Regions from separate parts of the Homo sapiens genome. Here regions 1, 2, 3 and 5 are each linked to region 4. The links are chromatin contacts, found by Hi-C or POLR2A ChIA-PET in ENCODE. All regions are on one chromosome and are shown on one strand. The core of a region is the stretch at or near the end of the contact, and the rest is flanking DNA. Distances in the headings are between cores, read along the strand shown.

Region 1 (2,700 bases), core at 162-2,661, 1.1 Mb before region 4:
CACGCACACACACACACACAGAGAGAGAGAGAGAGAGAGAAGACAGTGCTACTGAAGGCCTGTGGTGAGGCCAGCAGAGGCTCAGGAAGGGAGCAGAGGATGGCGGTCTGAGGTAGGCAGAGAGTATCCAGGGGAGAGATCACGGGGGTAGGGACAGAATGACAAAGGGGACCCAGTACAGCTGCTGCCTGGGGAGGACAAAGACCCCTAGGGGGCTGGGGCCAGGCTGGGCCTCTCCTCCCTGGGTCCTCTCACCCCACATCCCTCACCCCTTCTGTGGGTCTCTCCCCCTTCCCCAACAAAGAGCTCAGCAGCCTGTGTTCTGATCCCCATGCTAGGCGGTTCCTTGTCTGTAGGAGGAGGGGGCCACGGGATGCTCTAGAGTCCTAGGCAGCTGGGAGACAGGCCTGCTTGGGGACCACTTTTTAAAGCTGGTCCAAGGTCCAATGAACGGAGGAGTATTTATCATCAGCTAATGACAGGCCACCCTTCCCTGCATTCTAGCAGAGGAGTGACTTCAACTGTGGAATTTTAGGCCCTGGAATAAGGGGGGAATGGCAGTGTCAGGGGACTTTCCCTCCATGCAGCTACCTTCACTATAACAATAATGACTACAGTGGGCCTTAGTTTCCTACACAGGCACACTTTGAGAGTTCAGTGGTTCCTGTTGCCCATCAGGACAACAGGCCTAAGCCAGAGCTAAACCAGTAAGGAGGGTCCCCTTACCTCTCCTCGAGCTTCTCCAGGATGGTCCTGGAAGGCAAGATGAAGCTGGGAGCCCCCTGATGGCCAAGTTGACTCTGAGCTCCTGCAGCAACCACACCCAGAGCCACCCCCACCCCAAACCCAGGCCTTCCAGACTCCCTCTCTCCAGAGTCTAGGGTCGAGAATCACTTGGGACCTTTGGCCACAAAAGCCCCCACTGGGTACTCAGCCAGAGCAGTCACTGGGGACGCAGTGACACTCACAAGAGGATTAGCAAGGAGCTTCCTTCACCCTTCACTATTGCAGACCTCCAGAGGCTCTGCGGGGAGCCAGGGAAGGGAAACAACAGAGGTCCGTGGGGCCAGGGCAGGGAATCAGAGAAGGGTCAGATGAGGAGGGGTAGGCTGAGGGAGGAGGGGGACGGGACACAGAGCAGGAAGGGGGAAGGAGGGGCCTAGCCTAGCCCAGGCTCATGGCAGGTGCACACGGCACTGCCAGAGCCCTCGCCTCTCCCCTGCCCACCTGCCCCAGCCCCTGCCACAAGGACCCACATGTGACTCTCCACATTCCCTGCTCCCACAGGTTCCACCAGCCCCAACCTAGGCAGACCCACTTAGCTCACCTCCAAAGGACCCAAGAATGGATGGCTTGGCCTGGGCTCCCCAAGAGCACTTCCTGGCTCACAGTCGGCTTGCCCAGTGAATGTGGCTGTGACGGCTGGAGCTTCCGACTTCCGCTCCTCCTCACCACAACACACACCCCTCCTGCTCCCCGCCGCCTCCCCAGGGTTCCCTAGCTGCTCAACACCTCACACTTCCTGCCCACAAGATAAGAGCCTCTCTTCCTAGGCCCAGCGCCTGCAGCCCCTTTCCCCATGCCCCTGCTCCTTGGAGGCCCCCACCCTGCACACCAGCCTAGAAAGAACCTGCCATGGTGGAACTGGCCTCTCCCTGCCATGCAGGGGCCTGGGATTGAAAGGGGAAGGGGCCGAGGCCTGGTTGGTAAGCAGGCCCCACCTCCTTCCTCCCTGCGCTTCTGCCCCAGGTTCTCAGTCTTGCTCTGGCTCTTGGTCCCCTGCAGGGCACCCAGTGAGAGACAGGAGGGCCCTAAGTTGGGCAATTTCTGGTTTTAAAACAAATGACATTTCAATTTTTGTGTGACTATGTCTCATGTCACTGGTAATAATGCAAATGATACAATTGCCTTTTAGTTACAAAGTTTCTCCCAATAGTACCTCAATCCCTCCTCACACCTACTTTATGAAGCATTAATAACCCCATCATACAGATCCGGATCTGGAGGCAAGCTCAGAGATGCTAAGCCACTGCCCAGGGTTGCACAGCTGGAAAATTACAAAGCTGGGGTTAGAATACAGAGCCTGTGACTATATGAACCAAGGGACCTCCATTCCCCGTGGCTGAATTCCCAACACACGTCCTCAGGACACCGGCCGCAGTGTCCACAAGTGTAAGTGAGGCTGGTGGGGAGCGCAAACACCATGCCATTCTCCTCCCTCCACACAATCTACTTCCTCAACATCAATGACCGTCAACTTCTCTGCTGAGGCTCCACCACTCCCACCCTCCCTGAACTCTCGTCTTCATGATTCCAGCTGACCCAGAGACTCCCTCACTTGCATGTCCACACAGCAGTGGGGACCAGCCACCCTGACCCAGAGTTGAGAGGGTCGGGCTCTAGCTCACCTACAGCCGCACCCCTCCCTGCAGGGTACAGAGTCCACAGGAACATACCAACATGGAGCCCGTGCACCCTGCTTCTCCACCACACTCTGCGTGCCCCAGATCCCGAGACTCTCCACTTCTGGGGCCCAAATGGCCTCCTCCCCATGTGGGCACACAGCACCGCTGCCCTATGCAGCCTGAGACTGGGTGAAGCGCTGGCAAGAGTCCTGATAGCAGAGACGGGAGCAGGTAGAGAGAGCTCAAACCTTTGGGCAGGTCACCCACCCACATGCACGTGTGATACAGAGCAGGG
Region 2 (2,700 bases), core at 173-2,672, 1.7 Mb before region 4:
CCGTGTTAGCCAGGATGGTCTCCATCTCCTGACCTCGTGATCCACCTGCCTCGGCCTCCCAAAGTGCTGGGATTACAGGCATGAGCCACCGCGACCGGCCTGGTTGGTTTTTTTTTTTACTCTGCACAATAGGTTTCTGAATGACTTATTAGAGGTGTTTGATGCTGATAGTTTGAAACTGATTCGATCAATTAAAAAATGTTCATTGGTATTGTTTTATTAGTTGCTAGAATATGCATTCAACTTCACTGAAACGAGACTTAAAAGGTAAGAGGTACACTACATCGCGACTATAGGAGTAAGAAAATTTAATTTCTTCACGCCATCTGACCAAGATGTTAAATTACTGAACCCTTTAGTCTTGTTTTTGTTTTGTAGATAGAAATCAAGATGCTGGACAAACCTTTCTCATGGAATAGTCAAAATATTTAAGGAACAAATCTATACAGTTTAATAACTGCCAACATTTGGCAGGGCTCATGCCTGTAATTCCAGCACTTCGGGAGGTCGAGGCGGGCGGATCACTTAAGACTAGGAGTACGAGACCAGCCTGGCCAACATGGCGAAACCCTGTCTCTACTAAAAAATATAAAAATTAGCCGGGCATTGGTGGCTTGCGCCTGTAGTCCCGGCTACACTGGAAGCTGAGGCTGGAGAATCGCTTGAGCCCGGGAAGCAGAGGTTGCAGTGAGCTGTGATTGTGCCACTGCACTGCAGCCTGGGTGGCAGAGAAAGACCCTGTCTCAAAACAAACGAACGAACAAAAAATTGCTGACGTCTGTGAGGTTCTTATTATGTGCCATGAATTGATCTACGTCCTTCACATATGTAAACTCATGCAATCCTAGCATACACACAAAAAACCAATGTGGCAGGTACTATCATTATCGTAGACAAGGAAACCGAGGACCAGAGAAGTTGAAGTAGCTTGGCCTAGGATGTAGGTTGTAACTCCTAGAGCTGAGATCTTGTTTATATACAAAAGGTTTCAAGAATCAAAAGTACTCTAAGCCACTTTGCGTTTCGGCTGTCATCGAGAAAGGGATATCCGAAGTTTCAGGTTCGCAGTTTGTGAAACGGAACGGCCAGCTTTCGTTCTAAGGCGGGCGGAGGTTTAGCCACTCCCTCGTCCTTTGCTCTGCCCCAGACACCCACGCTCGCTTTCCTCTTCTTCCTCCACCTCGCCCTACTTCCCTTCTTCCTATCTTCTCTCTTCTTTCGCCTCGCCGCCGCGAGCCCTCGCTCGGCGACCAGAGCCTCGCATTACTTCCCCTAGCTCCGCCAAGCCTCGCTGCATACGCGACCGCGCGCAGTCCGCCGTCGCGCCCCTATGACGTCACCCGCGCGCCACCGCTTCCGGGCTGGGGACTGGGGGCGGGGCCGCGCGGAGGGCAAGCCGGGGGCGGGGCCGGGGCCAGAGCAGATCTCCGGGCCTCCGCGGCCATAGCTGACTGTGCCGTCCCTTCCCCTCACCCGCTCCACGCCCTCCTGGGCCGAGTGGAGTTGGGTGGTGTCGGGAGCCTCTCCCTGAGGGGCACCGCGTCTTCAGGAGCTGGGCCTCCAGTGCGGCGCGATGTCAGGCGCGGTGACAGCTCTGTGAGTCCGAGGCCGCGGCCGTGGCGCTGGGCGGCTGCGGGGCCTGACCGGTCCGCTCATGGTGCCGCCACGACGCCATCGCGGGGCAGGAAGGCCAGGTAGGCAGGCAGGGAAGGGCCCCGACATCACCGGAGCCCAAACCGGGACGGAGTGCCCACCAGCAGCACCACCTCCTGCCCTCGGTGGCAGCAGGAGCGCCTTGACCGAAACCGTGAAGGTCTCTAGGGGCGGAGGGAGCGGGAGCTGACAGGGGCGCCGGAGCCCTGCGCCCACCGCTGGCAATTGAGGAAGCCGTGCGTGCGCCCTCGCCTCGGCTCCCCGGGGAGGCGTCGCTGCCTTAACTGTCTTCCCCGCTCCAAAACAGAAGGATGATTTCTTTTCCCAGCTGTTTCTTTTAAAATGACTGGATGTTTTGATAGAGGTGGGTGGAGGAGCATGGAGAATCCTTTTCTTTTACCACTTGAAGAGATTGGAAAGGTGCCTTCAAGACCCACAGCAAATCACTTACTCTCCGATAACCAAATTCCACTCCAGCAGATCAGGGACAGAAAAGACACTTTTAGAAACAGTGTCTAGACGCTGTCCCCAGGGATGGATTCCTCTGGATGGAGAGGTGAATGGAGTTCCGTATTTGTGAAACTCAGAGAAGCTATTTTCTGGTAGTTAACTGTTCTTAAATGTGCCGTATGTTGTATATTACTCCCCCTCCCTGCCCGCCCCGTATCGCGTATCTCTCTAAGTATAATCTGAAGCGTGCAGTGGATACCATGAAAGTACTGAGAAAGGTGGCAAGTATGTTTAACACATTTTGGTCCTTTTCATTGATTTGCTTTGAGTTTGAAGATGAAGAGTAAAAAACGATGTGATGAATCTTACCTTGAGTTATTCACGTTTTCATAGCATAATTTCATGGTTGTTTTTAGGGGTGCTGAGTTCTTCACCTCCTTTTAGACTGAGATCTGCCAAGTTTTCCGGCATTGCTCTTGAGGATCTCAGAAGGGCTCTTAAGACAAGGTAGATTCCACGTTTATCCTCTATGTAACTTTCACACTGAACATTAGCTAACAAAAGTCAAATGTTTCTGTTATACTAATGTTCTCATTT
Region 3 (2,700 bases), core at 115-2,614, 1.4 Mb after region 4:
TATCTTACTTCTGTTTCTTTCTAACTTTTTGCTGTCTCACTTTTCTCCTGTCTTATAAACTAGGGAAAAGGGGAGGTGGTGGAGAAGAAGCTGGGAGGGACAACAGGAGAAGTGGTGGTCTCATTCCATAGTATAAGCACATTTTTTCCAATAAGTCAACCTTAGCTTACTGTAACTTTTTCACTTTATAAACTTAGTATTTTAACTTTTCAAAAAACAAACAAACAAAAAACAAAAGAAACATCAGCCTATTACATATTTCCTCTTTAGACATCTGGACTCCTCTACAAAGAGGTGTCTATTTTTGATTTTATGGTGTCTAAGAACTTGGTCTCCCAGAGTGCCCTGTCCCCCAAAAGATGTTCAAAGCTGGCATTCTATAATCTACCCAAACTCTTCTGCTTTTGTGTTAATTACAGCTGGCTGCAGAGAGAGTCCAGTCCCGTGAGCCCCATCTTCCGCTTGAAGCTGTTTGACAGGTCCCCTGTGTGGCTCAGGGCCCAGCCTTTCAGATCAGTTCAATAAAACCCAGGGGTCTACTCCAAGGACACTAACCCATCACTTTCCAGTGCCTCGTATAATTACGCAGCCGACCCTAGAACGCCCTCCCCGCCTCCACGTCCCCTCTACATGAAGGCGCTAAGCCCAAAACTCCTCAGGTTTTTCCACAGGCCGTCGTCACTCCCTCTTTGCCACGGCGTTTGAGATTCTGGGCTAAGACTATTGGTTTCAGCATCTGGGATGTTTTCTCACAGCCGAGGACGCTGAATAGAAAACTGCCAGAAAGCGGGAGGGGTCCCCGGCAGCAGGTCCCGTTTTTTCTCCCCACCTGCCTCCCGGGTGCTGCGGCTTCCGCCACGACAGTCTCGACCCTGCACACGGATTTTTTTCCTCCGTTCCATGAACCAAACATAATGATTCTGGTTTACATATTTAAGCGAAGGGGAGAAGAAACGCGACTCTCAGGACCCAAGGGCTGAGGCAGGGTTTTTCTGTCTCAAAGACCTCCAGTTAAGACATTTTTCTCCTGCAAAGCCTTTCCTACAATGATGGCTTAATCGTGTAATTATGTAAACCAGTCACAACCTGGATAGCTAAAACAAAAAAACCAATTCCCTACGCCCGAGCCAAGCCTGCTCCCCCTCGCCGTGCCGCATCCCAAACACCCCGCGCTCGCTCAGCCAACGGCCAGGTTTCGGTTCAACCGAAAACCACGGGAAGTGGGAGGAGCTACTGGCTCAAGGGAGGGAGGTGGGACTTGACCTCCGAGCAACGGCCCCGGTGATTGGCCAACCTTCTGCCGCCGCCACCAATGGGCAGGCGCCCTGAAACGTTCGGCGAGCCGACTGCGGCTGCGCGGGGTATTCGAATCGGCGGCGGCTTCTAGTTTGCGGTTCAGGTTTGGCCGCTGCCGGCCAGCGTCCTCTGGCCATGGACACCCCGGAAAATGTCCTTCAGTAAGTGTCCGTCTGGTGGGGTGGGGAAGCCCAGGGGGCTGGGGCGCCTGGGGTTCGGGCCCGGCCCGCCCCAGACCTGCCTTCTTTTGCCCCCTTCGCCCCCTTCCTGGGTTTGGAATGTGTCCCACCCAGCAAGGCCGTGGGCTGCTTGAGAGCCGGGGAGGGCTCCGGCACCTTGGGTTCCGCTGAGGCCCGGCGCTTGTCCGCCCATCTGCGCCGCGGTGGCCGTTTGGAGCAATCTGGATAATTCGTTAGGCCCTCAGAGCTCTCGTTTATTCTTTGTAAGGAATCCCCTCCTGACAGTTCAACCTAACAAAAATCCTGAACCTTGTGTTTAGATTTTGTGATACGTTTTCAAAGTCACGTATTTAACAATTCGACTACAGTAGGGAACGAATTTAAAGTTGCTCTCCTATCCATAATCTCACTGCTATTTTTTAAAAGTCTTTGAATACAGGGTACTTTAAGAAAAAAAAATTGAAAAAAAATAGCTTTGCTCATTATTGAGTGATGTGTGCCAACCTGCTAACATCACTCACTTTTTACTTAAAGTTCCCACGCCTTTGTTTTATGACTTAGATGATTTACCCAGACTGTTACTTAAAGGCATTTAAAACAATTAAGTCATAGGTTCAGGAAGTAAAACTGGTCCGTTTTATCAGTTCTTTGCGATCAGAAGACCGAGATTGTTAAATGCAGTCAAAACAAAAATCCATTTGCTCTAAGACTTTTTCTGTAACCTTCAACCTAGCCAGCAAATTATTTTCTTTCAGAAGTCCCCCGCCCCTTTTTTAAAGGTAAAGCAGATATTCCTGGTCCTGTTTTGACTTACTAAAGATTAATGTGCTTTAATGAACTGGATGTTTTACTATTACAGTGCATTTAGGTCATTTTACTAGAGAAATGTGGTTGGTGTTAGAATATGAAATGTTTACCTTGGGCGAGCCTACTAGACATATTTTGGAAGAAAGGTTCTGAAATAGGGATTTGTCCCTCTGCTATAAGACATGAGAGACATTCAAACTTCAGAATTATTATTTTTTTTAGTTTTAAAAATAAGCAATGCGTTTATATGACTAAAAGAAGATTTAGAACAGTATTTACCGAGAACTCCTGTACCTGACTACTGTCCCACTCTGTCACATGTAACCGTTTTTCTAGTTTCTTTTTGGAAATATAAATATTTACATTATTATAATATATTAAATGTCTGCACGTTTGTATACATTTTTTGCCTTTACCA
Region 4 (2,700 bases), core at 177-2,676:
ACTACTTTCTTTTTCTGGTTAAGGAAATCAAAATATAAGTCTCATCTTTAGAACCTGGACATTATTTCATGCATGTGGAAAATACCCATCCCAAACAGTGCTGGATGAGTCATCTGACCCCAGAGAAGCCGGAGATAATGCCTCTTCCAGACTTCCTGTCTCTCTTTTGCAAGACTTTCCATAATTCTGCCCCTGCATCTCTCCCACATCATCTCCTCTAATTACCAGACGCCAAGTTTTCTAATAGCCTGCCTTGGAAAGAAGAGTTTCCACCCACTCATGCCTCCAGATTCGCCTTTCAAGCACTCCCTAATCACAAGTCCCGCCCCACCTACACACACACTCTCTCTCCCGGAACTGTGACAGGAACTGTAGAGAAATTCAGGAACTCAAGAAGAGAGAAATAGAGGTAGGGTGACTACTGCACGTTTCCCCCTCATTTAAATTTTTTCTTTCTTTTTTTTTTTTAAGGAAGCGGCAGACCCGCTTTCTAAGTTTATGCAGAAACTGAAGCGCTGGCAAGTCCTCCCTGCGGCCTCAGGGGTGTGGCCCACTGTGGCTGCATCCGGACAGGAAGAGTCGAATCCCAAAGATGCTGCTAGATGTGCCGAGAGATTCCTGATCCAGCCAAAACATGTCAGAGCAGAATGAGGGCCACGGCGTCGGGCATGGTGACCCTCAGTAACAGTCCGAGCGCTCGGACCCGAGGGCCGTCCCATGCGCAATCCTGACGGCTCTTGCCTGCAGCCCAGGTCGGGCCGGAGGAGGGGCCGCTCCCCGCTCCCCGGCTGTAACAGACAAAAGGCTCAGGGAGGGTATCAGGGGACCCGGTGCTGACCCGGCAGAGGCAGGGTGAACAAGCCCGGGGTCAAGCGAAGCCGCACGACGGCCCTGACGGCCCGAGACGTGCCACGCCTGGGTCCCGACACTCCACTTACGTCGTTGACTGTCTCTAACCAGAGCCCGAGCTCAGGGACCGCGCGCACAGCCGCCGGGGTCCAGCACAGGAGGCAGAGGGCGACGCGCAGCAGCGGGGCCCGGGCGGGAAAGCAGCGGCGGCGGCGTGGCAGGAGCCCGGCTACCGAGCGGCAGGCGGCGACCATCTTGACCAGGAAGCTGCACCTGGCGCTCCGAGACGCCTGCCACACCCGCACCTGGTGCAGCACCGCCCCAGGCAGGCGGGTCCGAATCCGGGACGCGGGGCTCGGACTCGGGTGTGGAGGAGGGGCTCGCGCTTGGGCCTGGGCGGAGAGGCGCCGTGCAGTTCTGGGAAACCCGGCCAGGACCGGGAGGCAGGGCTTAGGGCTCTGAGCCGGGCCCGAGCGTGCAGCTGGGAGATGCCTGGAAGGCAGAGATAGGAGCCAGGATGTGGAGTTGGCGGCGAGACGTGGAGGCTGGGCTCAGGGCCTAGCGTGGGCGTGAAGATAGAAGAGGAGCCGGAACGTGCAAGGGAGGGCTGGCAGCCCGAGCGCGGAGGCGGGGCCGGGTAGGGAGGCGCCGCCGGAGTGTGGAGACGAGGCGGGGCTCGGGAGTGTGGGGGCGGGGTGGGAGGCGTGGCTCGGGGCCAAGCTGGGTGTGGGGACAGGGCAGGGTTGGAGGCGGGCTCGGGACTGTGGAGGCGGGGCGGGGCTCGGGACCAGGGCGGAGTGCGGAGGCAGGGTGCCCCAGGAAGGAAGAGCTTGGGGCCAGGCCGAGCGTGGAGGCGGGGCCGTGTGGAGGCGGGGCCGTGTGGAGGCGGGGCCGTGTGGAGGCGGGGCCGTGTGGAGGCGGGGCCGTGTGGAGGCGGGGCCGTGTGGAGGCGGGGCCGTGTGGAGGCGGGGCCGTGTGGAGGCGGGGCCGTGTGGAGGCGGGGCCGTGTGGAGGCGGGGCGGGGCTCGGGACCAGGCCGGAGTGCGGAGACAGAGTGCCCCAGGAAGGAAGAGCTTGGGGCCAGGCCGAGCGTGGAGGCGGGGCCGCGTGGAGGCGGGGCCGTGTGGTGGCGGGGCCGTGTGGAGGCGGGGCGGGGCTCGGGACCAGGCCGGAGTGCGGAGACAGAGTGCCCCAGGAAGGAAGAGCTTGGGGCCAGGCCGAGCGTGGAGGCGGGGCCGCGTGGAGGCGGGGCCGCGTGGAGGCGGGGCCGGGATTTGGAGGCAAGACCCGGCGGGGAGGCGGAGCCTGAGCGTAAAGGCGGGGCTGGTCAGGGAGATGGGGTCGGAGTGGGGAGGCGGAGTTGAGGACCAGGCAGTAGTGTGGAGACGGGGCTGGACGAGAAGGGCTTGGGGTTAGGCCGTAGTGGGGAGGCCAGGTTGGGCGAGGAAGCAGGGCTTGGAGCAAGCCCTAGTACGGAGACGGGACTGGGCGGGGAGGCGTGGCCTGAGTGAGGAGACGGGCCTGAGTGGGGAGGCGGGGCCTGAGTGGGGAGGCGGGGCCTGTCTGGGAGATGAGGCGCAGTGGGGAGGCGGGGCTCGCCGCCAGCGAGCGCGAGTGTCAAGGTCCTGGAGTCGAATGCCTAGTAAGTGCTACGGTTGGAGTGCAGTCTAGAGTTCTGTTCCCAGGGTGTCTCCATTTCTTGCGTCTTCTACACTTACCCCTGCCTCGACCCTCTCAGCTGTATGGAAACCGTTCTTTAAATTCAGGGAATGTGCCAGGAAAGTGCTTTGAGGCCAAGGCCAGTTGAACACAAGGCATTGTGTTGTGAAGGTTAACGTTAATAGGACAGTT
Region 5 (2,700 bases), core at 81-2,580, 1.2 Mb before region 4:
AGGAAATGGGAAGTAAGGATTTGACTCTAGACAGGTCAGCTCCAGAGTCAGGGAGTTTCGAGCAACCCCTCCAAAGAGTCTGGGGAAGGAGACTCAGAACCACATAGCTCCCAATCGTAGGTGAGTTTCTGAAAGGCTGGGTGGACATTCATTGAGTCTCAGGGTTGGCAGGAATCTAGCTTTGTAAATGGAATTATCGCATAAGTGAATAAAGGGATTATCTGCAATTTGGAGTCAAGAGCCCTAAGGTCGAGTTCTACTCTGACATTTAACAACAGTGTGATTTGAGGCAAACTGCTTAATCATGCTGCACTCCAGTTTCCTTTTCTATAAATTGGTAGTATCCATGAGTACCTCATGGGGTAGTCTTGAGAATAAAAGATCATAATGTATGGGAAAGTGCTTTACAAACTTTAAGCTCTTTACCAAGCACCGGTAGTAGCTGTGGTGATCAGTTTGACTTTGTTTTTGTTATGTAAGGGAATTCTTAAGTAATTTCTTCGGTAAATAATTCCTTTGGAAAACTCAAGAATCCATTAACAGAAGGAGGTGATCTGATTTACTTTGTGTAAATTTATACGTTGAGTTTGCTTAAAGCGGCAGACTCAGGATGGAACAACAAACTACTCCAAGTCCCAGGACACAGCTTCCTGAGGGTGTGTGCCCTCTGGGGCTCTCCCTCCTCTCCCATCCTTAACCCTCACACCTCCCCTCAGCCCCCCATGCACACAAACACACACACTCATACCTAGCGAGGCTAAAAGGTTCATATATATGGATGTCCTCTTTGGCCCCTAACCCCATACCCCTGCTGTGGGGCCCTCCCAGAAGAGCCCTTCTCCAGAAGGTCCAGGCAGCAGAAGGAGCAGTTAGTCCCTGGGCCCTACACTCACAGCACAGTTTCCCAGCTCCACCAAACCCTCCAGCTCTGGGAGCTTCCGCAGATCCCAGAGGCTCAGTTTCTTCATCTGGAAAATGGGGGTAGTTATAACATCTACCTTCTGGGCCTCCTGGGAGGGCTGTAGTATGTCAAGCCAGTGCCTCCAGTACCTACGGAAAAGGACACTGCCCCAAATTTTCCAGATCGATGGGTTCCAAAAGGGATGACAGAGGGACCTTCTGAGCTCCATTGTCCCTGCCGTGGCTCCAACTGTCTCCCCAACCATTCCTGAGCTTGCCCATTGCCAGCCCTGCAGACCTTCCCACACCCCAGCCCTGCATTGATGCCCTTCACCTCACAGGCCTCTCCCCTGTGTGCCTCCAACAGGAAGTGAATACTCTGGCAATGCCTATGGCCACACCCCCTACTCCTCCTACAGCGAGGCCTGGCGCTTCCCCAACTCCAGCTTGCTGAGTAAGTCCCTGGGGCTGCCCAGGCCTCTGCTGGGCAGGATGGATGGAGTGGTGGGGGGCAAGGGTGGGTCAAAGGTTACCTGAAAGCTGGGAGTCCTCAGATTATACAGAGGGCCTGGGAGATGGTGCTGTTTGTGATGGAAGAAGGCAGCAGGAGGGCAGTGTACCTGGTTGTTTGGGGAAAGAGGGCAGAAGTCCAGAGGCTTCCAGGCATTCGTTTCCCTCCTGCTTCTCAAGCCCATGTCTTTTAAATCTTTGTTTTGTGTAAGATTCAGGGCTCAGGCCTTGAAGGGGAGGACAAGGGAGGACTTGAGAAAAGCCTAAGAGAGGACCTCCTGCCTCCACGGCTTACAGTCCCACAGTGCAGACACTGACGCAGGGCACCCGCCAGAATGTAACTGCCCTCCTTCCTGGGAGCCAGTTTCAAGAATGCCATCCTGTTGCCCCCATTAACCATCTAAGTGGCTCAGAAATACTCATGATTCAGCACCAAACCCTTAAACAGAAATCTTTTGTTCCACCACATTCCCCATATTTAGCCTGAGATGAAGACAGTATTCAGGGTCGAGGTCCAGAGAGTGAGCTTCAGCGAGCTTCCAGGCTTCTCTTCACCCCTCTCTTGTCCTGGGGTCCTGAACTGGGAAGAGAAGCTTTTCAGCAAAGCAAAACCCCACCAATGGGGGGACTTGAGGGATCCCACTAGAGCCTCCCTGAGTGGTGGCCTTGGGTGTATCAGAGCAAACCGGAGCCAGACAGAAGCAGTGATCCAAGGATGGCCAACCCCACAGGCACCATTGCAGGCTAGGAACCATCCATTCCCCAAGACCCCCTCTCCTCCCATTACCTCTTTGTATTCCAGAAATAACTTGAAAGGTGGCAGACCTGGGCCCTGTTTGCCAGATGAGTTCAACTCCAACCCAGCTTTCCATTCAATTTAGCCAGAAAAGACGAGGGCAATGAGACATGCCAGGGTTCAGGCACCTTCCCACTGAGCCTCCCCAGGCTGCCCATCCTGCAGGTGTGCAGAGCCTCACCTTAAGGGCCGTCAAGCCCAGATCCCCTTTGACCCCTCAGCAGTCTAATCTCCCTGGGTCTTAAGAAAGAAGACTCTCTGTCCTGGCACTGTTTGGGCAAGGCTAGGGAGGATCCCAATGACCTCTCAGTGCACTTGATTCTTTGGGGTTCCACATGCAATTGTTTTCTATTGCCCTCTCCCTATTGCAACGAGGGTGTTGAAGGTCAAAGCAGCCATAGGGGGAAGGGGCAAGAAGCCACTGTTCTCATTCTGGCCAGAAACTCAAAGGTGAGGCCAGAGAAGGAGGAAATAGGGCTGGAGAGGAGTTAATC

What was found. A loop is a pair of places that touch in the nucleus more often than their neighbours do. ChIA-PET counts read pairs that join two places held with the same protein, here RNA polymerase II (POLR2A). Pooled maps may share reads with other maps.
Region 1: a loop to region 4 is called in a map of B cell, with 8 times the contacts of the local background. The contact joins the promoter of PSD4 here to the promoter of TMEM87B in region 4. A Hi-C loop is called at or near these places in 2 of 168 maps with a recorded cell type or tissue (B cell and naive thymus-derived CD4-positive, alpha-beta T cell), 1 of 37 single-sample maps with no recorded cell type and 6 of 50 pooled maps.
Region 2: a map of CD8-positive, alpha-beta T cell shows a loop between it and region 4 (5-fold over the local background). The contact joins the promoter of SLC35F5 here to the promoter of TMEM87B in region 4. A Hi-C loop is called at or near these places in 2 of 168 maps with a recorded cell type or tissue (CD8-positive, alpha-beta T cell and naive thymus-derived CD4-positive, alpha-beta T cell) and 7 of 50 pooled maps.
Region 3: a map of B cell shows a loop between it and region 4 (21-fold over the local background). The contact joins the promoter of BUB1 here to the promoter of TMEM87B in region 4. A Hi-C loop is called at or near these places in 5 of 168 maps with a recorded cell type or tissue (B cell, CD4-positive, alpha-beta T cell, CD4-positive, alpha-beta memory T cell and 2 more), 10 of 37 single-sample maps with no recorded cell type and 11 of 50 pooled maps. POLR2A ChIA-PET finds 5 or more read pairs at or near these places in 1 of 52 experiments (Panc1).
Region 5: a loop to region 4 is called in a pooled map of heart left ventricle, with 8 times the contacts of the local background. The contact joins the enhancer-like site here to the promoter of TMEM87B in region 4. A Hi-C loop is called at or near these places in 4 of 50 pooled maps.

Annotation. Positions count from the first base shown.
Region 1 is chr2:113,172,682-113,175,381 of GRCh38, reverse strand. PSD4 (pleckstrin and Sec7 domain containing 4) reads right to left here and starts at 1,411. Exons shown (of 17, transcript NM_012455.3): 1 at 1,328-1,411. LOC124907872 (a long non-coding RNA gene) reads left to right here. Exons shown (of 2, transcript XR_007087197.1): 1 at 1-112. RefSeq lists enhancers at 839-928, 1,549-1,718, 1,769-1,838, 2,068-2,568, 2,569-2,700.
Region 2 is chr2:113,755,364-113,758,063 of GRCh38, reverse strand. It overlaps SLC35F5 (solute carrier family 35 member F5), which reads left to right and starts at 1,422. Exons shown (of 16, transcript NM_025181.5): 1 at 1,422-1,694; 2 at 2,520-2,610. The coding sequence starts at 1,655. RefSeq lists enhancers at 647-696, 877-1,056 and a silencer at 1,267-1,496.
Region 3 is chr2:110,676,727-110,679,426 of GRCh38, reverse strand. BUB1 (BUB1 mitotic checkpoint serine/threonine kinase) reads left to right here and starts at 1,364. Exons shown (of 25, transcript NM_004336.5): 1 at 1,364-1,457. The coding sequence starts at 1,432. LOC105373554 (a long non-coding RNA gene) reads right to left here and starts at 1,215. Exons shown (of 2, transcript XR_923189.4): 1 at 830-1,215. RefSeq lists enhancers at 345-434, 695-754, 267-1,187, 1,188-2,108 and a silencer at 1,265-1,664.
Region 4 is chr2:112,053,995-112,056,694 of GRCh38, reverse strand. It overlaps TMEM87B (transmembrane protein 87B), which reads right to left and starts at 1,426. Exons shown (of 19, transcript NM_032824.3): 1 at 939-1,426. The coding sequence starts at 1,103. RefSeq lists enhancers at 285-624, 655-724 and silencers at 1,455-2,184, 2,385-2,434.
Region 5 is chr2:113,218,746-113,221,445 of GRCh38, reverse strand. PAX8 (paired box 8) reads left to right here. Exons shown (of 12, transcript NM_003466.4): 11 at 1,268-1,354. Among named protein-coding and RNA genes, the nearest start is that of PAX8-AS1, 16 kb to the left of the region's middle. Within about 2 kb of position 1,330, at least 11 of the 41 ENCODE cell types and tissues checked have a DNase peak (open chromatin) inside an H3K27ac peak, as active enhancers do.